Linked DNA regions of Homo sapiens: region 2 is linked to region 1. Evidence: chromatin loops called from intact Hi-C (ENCODE). Cell type or tissue: A673. All regions are shown on one strand.

Region 1 (5,000 bases):
TGGAAATCATAGTCCTTGAGTATACAGACTAAAAAACAAACTAACTAAAACCATAATGAAATGTTAACAAAATATATACATTTAAAAAAGAATTGCCATCAGAGAACATAGCGAGTCTTAGACTCTCCAAGAATTGTTTGTGTCACCATCCATTGACCAATTTTAACTGCCAAATTAGGCCAAAATACAGTGCAAATGATCTTTGCTGATTTTTATCAGGCTTTGGCTTGATTAAAATAGTGTTATGTATGATAACAGAGCTAAGAATCTCACAGAGAGAACAGAAGTCTCCTGCATGAGACTGTCAAAGTAATTTGAGATATTTTTTGACTTTGGGTTCTGATCTCCCAGTATTAGATCCTCACTTGTTTTGAATCCTGGTATCTGTACTACGAAATTTAATATGTGGCAGTGTGAAAATTGTGAAATCAAATTCAAGGTCACCAATAGACAATACTACTATAAAACATAGTAAGTTCTGACCAAGGAATAGTCAAATGAAACAAAACATTATCTTCACAACTTTTCTGTAAGTTGGAGCAGAACTTTATAAAGAACACCAATCTTCATCTGAGGACTGAAAAATCCAAAACTGCTGTATTTTTAATAAAACTGTCCCCATGTGATATTACTCTTTGGAAATCTCAAAACTAAGAATGGTCTTGTTTTTCCTATCTGCCATGAATCACCAGAGATATGTTTCATCTTAGAAATTTCACTCTCCAAAGTGAACCTCCTTCTGTAACACACAAACTTGATTTGGAAAACAAACTTAATTGCAAAGCACCAATTTGTCTTCAATATTCATTATCTGTGAGTCTTTATTACTGTCCTAGAAAATTATATAACAATTTTCTTTTAATTATCTTCCTGAGGATACACCTCATTTCCTGATGACAATTGGAAAACATCCAAATGGCGACCAGCCATAATTATGATATGTTACTTAATCAGAAGCTTCAGTAGCTATTCACAGTCACTATGTTTATTAACTTCAGTTTCAAATCATGACATTATTCTAAACTTGTTCATAAAGTATTAAGACATACCATAGATATGTAAAATTTGATGAATTTATTTAAGGGTTTTGTAAAAAATTGTTTTGTAAAATTGTCTTTCATTGACTCCGGTTATGTGGAATAATTAATATATACATAAAATATACACACATAGATATAAGGAAGGAGTCAGGTATTTTTATTCTTATAAAATGTGTTATGGTAAACAAACATGTAATTGGTTCAAGAAGAAAGGCCTCCGCCAGACACTGAAGATTTCTGTGACAGAAAAGAAATACAAAAGGAATGATGGATAAGAAAAGTGATAGGACATTTAGAAAAAGAAAATAAGGGCTCATGCCTGTAATCCCAGCACTTTGGAACCAACCCAAATGTCCAACAATGATAGACTGGATTAAGAAAATGTGGCACATATACACCATGGAATACTATGCAGCCATAAAAAATGATGAGTTCATGTCCTTTGTAGGGACATGGATGAAATTGGAAATCATTCTCAGTAAACTATCGCAAGAACAAAAAACCAAACACCGCATATTCTCACTCACAGGTGGGAATTGAACAATGAGAACACACGGACACAGGAAGGGGAACATCACACTCTGGGGCCTGTCGTGGGGTGGGGGAAGGGGGAGGGATAGCATTGGGAGATATACCTAATGCTAGATGACGAGTTAGTGGGTGCAGCACACCAGCATGGCACATGTATACATATGTAAGTAACCTGCACATTGTGCACATGTACCCTAAAACTTAAAGTATAATAATAAAAAAAAATAATTTAAAAAAACATAAAAAAAAAAAAGAAAAGAAAATAAGGATTTCTCCTCTTTGAGAACCTGGAGATTCTGCATGTGATTGCGGGTTTTGCAAGAAGGGAAAGATGTGGGACGATTGCCCAGAAGCCAACAAAGCACTTTTCAAGTCTTAGAGCATCAAACCGTATTGTTTCTTAGGCTTGTGTATTAGCACACATGGCGTGGTCAAGGAGAAGCCTAGACAGAATTATAGTCACATCTCCGGGAGTCATAAGAAAGATTTTGTCATGCACAAGAGAAAAGGGACATTTTATTATCATTTTTTATACCAAACCCATTTATTGAGTAAGCACTTAATAAATGTGAGCGAGCAGTTCCTATCAATGGTGACGTCATTAAAAAGATTGCTGGATTAAGTGCAGCTATTGGATGCTTCCAGCAGGGGGAAGCAGACCTCTTTATAGTTAGAGTGACTGATTTCAAAGATGGCCCATTTGCAACTAACAATTACCAAGGAGTTGGTTTGTTGATATTCCAGAGTTGAGATCACCAAAACATGACGATACTAGTCTATCTGCTTAATCATCCTTCATCTGTAAACATTTATTCCTTCAAACTGCATTTTTTAAGTAAATCTGATGGAGGCAATAAATATTTTAGAATCACCACATGAAGATACACAAAGTATTTTATATATTATATACATTGGTAAATGGATTACTCTCCTTTAGTCCATAACACAACTTCAATTAATGATTTATATTCTGGACTGCATATTGAATATGGAGGCTAGAATCATAGACTACTAGGCAGGAATCTTCAAAAGTTGAGCATAGTTGCAGACAGGTTGGAAGTGCGAGCCATGCATTCACAACTTTGTATTCCTACTTAGCTATGACTATGCCCTTGATTTTTCTTTGTCCTGTCCAACTGCAAGGAAGAGAGCTAGCAAAGGTTTTCTAATAATATTTATTCAGAATTCTAAACTTATCAACATGCCAACTCAGACAATTGAAACTGCTCCTATGCACATGCCCTTGTCTTGCTCTGCTAGTCTGAGTTTCTCGCAAGGTAAACTGAGAACAGCCAGAATTTCTGGATTTCTTCCAGAAACTCAATCTCTTTGCTTCCAAGTCTGACACCCCAGCTTAAAGTTAGAATTATGAATAAATAAATATTAGTAGCACCTTTTGGAGTCATGATGAACTCATAACACAAAACTCAAACTCTCAAAATTAATTACTTTGTAGTTTCCCAGGTACCTTTCTGTGAACAATGCCTATCATACATCATTTATATATAGAAAATGTTTGTCATTATAATTGTTTTGCTTGCTAATTTGTTCTTTTTGGTTTATAAGGCTGAAAGTTTGGACTCTATTTGAAAAGCAAAAAAACAATGAACAATTTTTTAGGAATAGTGGATGTGCTATTGATACGGAATTTTAAGCTTTATGTGTGTGTATGTATGTGTAAGAGACACACACACACACAGAGAATGTGATATATATACATATATATGTATATATATAATCTTTTGATACCACAAAGTTCAGAGCAAAAATTTTTAGACTGCAGCCAATGGTTTAGATGTCTAAAGGGAGGTAGCACGTCCATATTTGGATGGGAGGTGAGGCAGACATGCTTGAAGATGCAGGGATGATGCGTAGCAATACAGGAGAGGGGATCACACAAAAGCTGAGAGAGGAGGTTTGAGATGAGAGCTGCAGGACTGCTATGTACAGTTATGCACAGTGTCCATTGTACAACTCCGGGAGGACAGTGAATACCAATTCCAGTGAGTTGTGCCCTTGGAATTGTGTGGTATACAATACACAAATCTATTGACCATGTATGGTAGTCTTACACGTGACAAGTGACAAAAAACACAGGAAGCTCCTCAAAAATATTTATGAGGTGGCTGGATTATGTAACATCATGCCTAATAAGAACCTAGAATATTTAGTTTAGATAACAACAGAAAGGATGACCACAGAATACTGGAAATTTCAGAGTGGAGAGATACTCTTATAGTTTAAATAAATATCTTTTAAAAAACCACTGAAAACTTACTTTGCTTATTGCCCTATCAACTAAGCTTTTCCCTTTGTATGCTACTTTGCAATTCTGTGATCAGAACTAATCTTAATTTTCCATTCCCTTGATGAAAAAAATAACCTATTAGTTTCATACGTATTTGTTCCTATTGTCTTTGGATTTCTATGCCATATTCATTTTAATTTTCACTTGAAATAATCTTACATTTGTTATCTTGTCCCCGCACAGCTAAGCCTCCTTCAAGCTATCCCTATTCTCCATCCTAGAGTTTAATCCCGTTAAACATAGATCTCTTGTTACAAAGAGTGCATAGAGAGATGTATACTTTCTTTTCTTTTTTTTTTTTTTTTTGATATGGAGTCTTGCTCTGTCACCCAGGCTGGAATGCTGTGGCACGATCTTGGCTCACTGCAACCTCCACCTCCCAGGTTCAAGCGATTCTCCTGCCTGAGCCTCCTGAGTAGCTGGAACTACAGGCACCATGCCCAGGTAGAGACAGGGTTTCACCGTGTTAGCCAGGATGGTCTCGATCTCCTGACCTCGTGATCCACCCACCTTGGCCTCCCAAAGTGCTGGGATTACAGGCATGATTCACCACGCCCGGCCGAGATGTATACTTTCAATAAGCATTTATTGTGTACTTAACACTATGAGTGGCAAGAAACCACTCTTCCCTGAGTGGTCATGGCTTCGATACAACTTCTTTCTCTCTCTCTTTTATATTAAACAGGAAAATCAGGGCTATTTTTTTCTCATTGAAGTAATTTAAGAGTATTATGCTTCAGCTGCTGAATGAAGAGATCAGTCTATATGATATGATTTTAAAGGAGCCAGAATCACTCAAATCTATGTAAAATGATTAATATATACACCAGTAGTTCGCAGGCTATCTGGTTTTACAAAGTCTCCTAGGTTTTGCGACCGATAAGGGACAATTCACTGGGAAAATTGATTTTACTGATGTATCATATGTTCCTGGATTATTGAGTTCCTACTTACCTGTCAAGACATTGCTGAGGCACCACCTATTCTTTGAAGGAAAAAACGCTAATTACTTCCTTCTTTCATATGTGAACTTCTGTACGTATGCATGTCTTCTCACGGCTCATACCACCTGTTTTGGAAATAAATGTTTACTACACTGTCTGTAAATGACTGGAGGGCAG
Region 2 (5,000 bases), 150 kb after region 1:
ATTTGCTCTCTAACTCCTCAATTTAACTTCCAAATTCAGGATTTCCTACGGGCTTAGAAAAGGTTTCCTTAATCTCTGACTTTAATCTCTCATTGGGTGATTTAATTTTCTACGGGTCTGTTTAATGTTTTATTGGGTGATTCTTTTTTCATGGATTTAAATATCATCTCCATAGTGATGGTTTCTAAAATTTTAACTTCATTAACATTACCTTTCTAAGATTCATGTCAAATTCTTAATTGAAATCTCTATTTGGGGATCTCATGGACAGTTTATATTTAACTTGTAACAGTTTAAATATCATTTTTTCCCAGTCTTACCTGTCTAACTTATGTCATAAAATAAGAGCAATGTAACACTTGTAGCCCTTGTCAGAATTCTAGGAGACATATTTAAGACCCTTCTAATTTTAATCCATTAGTAATAAAAATAACATTTATTGAATGTATATTATGTGCTATGCACGACACTATGTTTACTACAGACATTATTTAATCTTCACAATCCACATATGAGGTATATATACTATTATACACCTCCTTTTCTACAGATGGGAAAAAGCTTAAGTGACTCATGGAAGGATGTTTAGCTAGTAAGTGACGTAGCCAGGATTTCAGAACAGACCATTTTGTTTCAGAGTTCATATTTTTATAGTCATTACACTATATCTCAAATTATAATAAAACTACACGTAACACATGCATAACATTTATTATGATCCAAGCACAGTTGTAAGTGCTTTAGATATATTAAATCATTTATGAGGAATATATTTTTATTATGCCTATTTTGTACATCAGGAAACTGCACAGAGAGGTTAAGTAATTTTCCCAAGGCCAGTAAATCATAGAGACAGAATTTAAAACTGACCTAGGCTCCAGGGAGTGTGTTCTTAACCATAGTGATATCCACACTTTTGGTTGACCTGTGGATTCTACCTGCAAAATCCATTTTGATGTTTTCCATGGCTAGAGAGCAAAATCATGCTAAGGTTTGTAGGAAGGATGCCAGAATGCATAACTTGTTAGGGAGCTGGAATGATAATCAAAATATTCCAGGTTGGATTACCTCAGACTACAAAGTGCAAAGAGATGTTTCGGATTGTTATTAAAATGTCTGAGTCTAGCCAGTTGACAAATGCAGGCCTCACAGTAGGAAAAACCACCACTAATTCTTTCAGCAAGCTAGGTAACTATTACAGGTAAGCAGGAAGCAACCTGAATGACTCTGTTAATCATTATGAGAATGTGAGATGGATAAGCCAGACAGAAATATTCATACTTTATAGTCTCATTTTATAAGAACCAGAAGGGTTGCAGGAGGCATCATTTTGCCAAACTACTGTGCAAGTGCCCTGGGACTAAGACCCAGATATTCTAATTCATACTCAGATGGTCTTCCTATTACATTATGTGTGCATCCCTTGGTTCCTTATTGGAGTTTTCAGAGTAAGCCAAGAAATAAGGCCGTAGATTTGAGAACAACTAAAGATACACGAAAAAGCAATGCCACATATTAAGAAACAAGGAAACTGGTATCTGGTGGTCACCTTACTAAGAAAAAATTTTGAAAGGTTAACTTCAGTATTCACAGATTTTGGCAGATAATATTTCAAAATAAATTCCTATAACTTGGAGGAGAAGAGGAAAGGAGTGGGGTTAGCTTTTAGAAAATCTATTTTCATATCATGTTTGGTTGAAATATTTTAAACTAGAATACTAATAAGCACTACTGAAGATATTTCTACAGTTATAAAATTGTATAATATAGAAAAATATAAATGTATGTGGGACCAGCTCATTTGCATGTAATTTAAATATGTCATAAGAGAGTTGAACAACAGCGAACTTCAAATAGAACTATCGGTTATACTAGAGTATAGGTACAAAATCAAGATTAATCAGGAAAAGTTAAGAAGTATCTTTATATAGACCACATTTTGTAACCAGTTAAATTTTAGAAAAAGGTACATATGTTCTCAAAGTTTAATTTTCACATTGACATATATTGTGAAAGCAAAAAGAATAAGGTTTATAGGAACATAATTGGGTGCTAAGATAGGTGAGGTTAGAGCTATCACAGATGCATAGGTTATAATTTAATGAATTCTTTTCTATATCATTATTAAAATATTTTCTGAAAAATAACGGGATTGTTGGTGGAGGACAAGAATCATCTACCAAAAACTCCTGAGCTAGTTGGTTTTCAGAAATCATAACTTTTTGTATTTGAGAAATGTAATGTGGAGCTTAATTTAAATGTTACATAATCCTCGGGGGTTTGAATAGCACCCTATAATCAGTCATATTAATATTTACATTACAGAGAAAAAAAAGACTATAAATATTCTATCGTCAGGTTAAGTCAGATTATTCCACAAAATAAGTTCAAGTTAGGTCAGATTTTGCCCTTCCAAAGTGAGTTAAGGTAACAGTTTTCAGAGCTTTAGGGTATCAAAACTGCACGAAGGCTTGAGGCACTATCCAAGAGCACCACGGTGATTAACAGTGCCATCTAGTGGCAAAGAAGTGAATCTGTGCACCCGTACATATTTGTCAATGACTATAATGCTAGTAACACTTATATTTAACAAAATAATTAATCAAGTATTTTCTCTCTGGGGATATAAAAATAGATAAGAAATTTTCCCCTACAGAGAGGAATTTTTAGTCTACGAATAAAGACATTGTGTACACATACTGTCAGTACAACATAATTAGTGTAATGGAAGATGGTAATACGGGAGAGGCTCTTACTTGGATCAACTGGGGAAACGTTTTCTGAAAGAGGAAGCAGCTGAGTGAAGACTTGAAAGTAGATGGAAAGGGGTAAGACTGCTTCTACAAAGAAAATGCAGAGAAGAAGGCAAAAACAGAAATCCAAACTGATAGAGGTATTGACATAAGATAAAACTAAACAGGACAAGAGGAAAGATTCCTGACTCATATATAGTAACTTCTTGAATGCCAAATGTTAAGCATGTTTGTTTATTTCTAGTTTTTAATATTCTATTTGATTTAATGTCACTGCTCTTTATTATCAGTCTTTAATGGAAAATAAAATTTAAAATTATATATTATGTCCTATATCTATAAAATAACTTCAGATTCTTTTGGAAATTAAAAAAACCTATTTTTTTTATAAATTATAAAAATAATATAAAGTATTATTTTAAATAATTAATCATTTGCAACTTACAATATAAACCTTAAGGTATGGGCAGTAATCTACGCATGAGGGTAAAATGTGTCTCAATTAGAGAGTTAACTGGATTATTGCATCATAACAATTTACCGTCAATCCAATTGACTCTACTGATAAGTGTTTTAAATTATTATTTCATAATTTTTCTAATAATGACTCTTTTTTTCATTTTATTTGCTTCTATTCTTATTGAGACCTATTTTACCCTCAATTGTTTTGCAATGTTTTTATGATATTTGGACATTCTGGTCCATGTTTCCCAAATTATAGCTTTATTCCAATTTTAATGTAATAAGAATATTTATTTTTCTATTTGGTGAAAATCTCTCAGACTACCACTCACGGAACTTTTTTTTTTTCTTTTGGCCTCTGTATAGATCAAACCGGAAGGATTCAGAGCCATTGCAATTCAATAGGCCCATATTAAGATACAGAAAATGCATTTGCTATTCTTCATCCTCTAGGTAGTGGCCGCAGATACCTGTATGTGGACACATATACACAAAAATGCAACTTTAATTTGATCAAACAATACTCATACTTACTATTTATAAAAATTTATAAATAAATAAATAAAAGGCAAGCAAGGATTGGTAAACAATCTACAGAGAAAAAAAAATTTGTTTAAGAGTGTGATGCCAAGAATGCTGTGTACCTTGGACAGGCAAAGAAAACTAAGTTCAGTAGAATAGTGAGAATTAAAGGCAGCCGGCAAGGAGGCCAGAAATGCCTCTTAATTCCAACTACATTTTTTTCGTACAGGTCTTCCTCCCTTTCCATGTTCTGTTATGTTTATCTGTTCACAGTCTTTCTCCAAGAGACTATGAAAGCTTTATGAAAAAGTCCACCTGCTGTTTAACTTTGTATTCCTTGTATGTGGCATAGTACATAGCATGTATGCATTTTATTTATTTGGATCTATATTCACAGTAAATAAATTCTTTATTACTTTGTGCTGACATATGTACACCCTTCCCTATTGCTGACCCGCACATGCAAGAAGCCTTAATAAGGCTGTATGAGATAGAGCAAGAACACGGGGTTCTTCAGCACAGCCCAGGAGCTGCAGTCACTTTATCAGATGTCCCTTCCTTAGTTCCTGATATCCGTTCTGATTCCTTTTCCCCCCACTGAGGCCATGTGCTTCATCGTAGGCACAGTGAAATGCCAAAACAATGTTTGTTTTACATTTGTCACTACATTGCTCGTTCATTTTGCTTAAAAATAATTTAATTTGTGAAACTGTCAAAACTACAAATTTAGTCAACATCTTAAGGCCTTATAAATTTTTCTTTTTAATTTCCTTCCATCAATAAAGAGACACAGTGTTAAAAGTCTTCTATTACTGAGATAATTTTAATAATCATTTTAATTAGAACAACTAAACATAAGTTAGCTAAGTGCATAGTGAATAAAGCAGCAAAATACTCTAAAGAATCTTATTGGGGTTGAAGAAATGAACTATAATTATCCAAAACCATGGGTTAAGAAGAAGAAAGAAAGAAGCAAGGAAATTGAAGGCAGAGAGGCCAGAATGATAGTGAAATAACCATGTTAGATGAATGTGTCTTTTCCAGTTCCTTGGGTATACAATTTTTATAAAATGTGAAAGAGGCTACATGGATGATCACAGATTTGTTCTTTTATGAAAACTTAAACAAGATCTTAAAATATTTTCCCTTTAGATACCACAATTTTTTTCTTTCTTCTTCACAAATGAGCTTCTTTGGAAATGCTGATTAATACAATAAAGACAAAATTTTATTAGTTTTATTACTACTCCTGTTTGCGTCTCA

What was found. Peaks named below come from ENCODE experiments on the same cell type or tissue, not always from the same donor. Only the 100,000 strongest peaks of a DNase experiment are listed, where the experiment ranks them.
Region 2: a loop joins it to region 1, with 5 times the contacts of the local background. A loop is called at or near these places in 24 of 110 quality-filtered maps.

The regions. Positions count from the first base shown.
Region 1 is chr3:87,501,310-87,506,309 of GRCh38, reverse strand. No RefSeq gene overlaps it. Among named protein-coding and RNA genes, the nearest start is that of POU1F1, 230 kb to the right of the region's middle. In A673, a CTCF peak has its summit at 2,208 (motif pointing right); DNase peaks (open chromatin) are centred at 879 and 2,219; H3K27ac peaks cover 996 bases.
Region 2 is chr3:87,348,314-87,353,313 of GRCh38, reverse strand. No RefSeq gene overlaps it. Among named protein-coding and RNA genes, the nearest start is that of POU1F1, 74 kb to the right of the region's middle. In A673, a CTCF peak has its summit at 2,532 (motif pointing left); a DNase peak (open chromatin) is centred at 2,503; H3K27ac peaks cover 422 bases.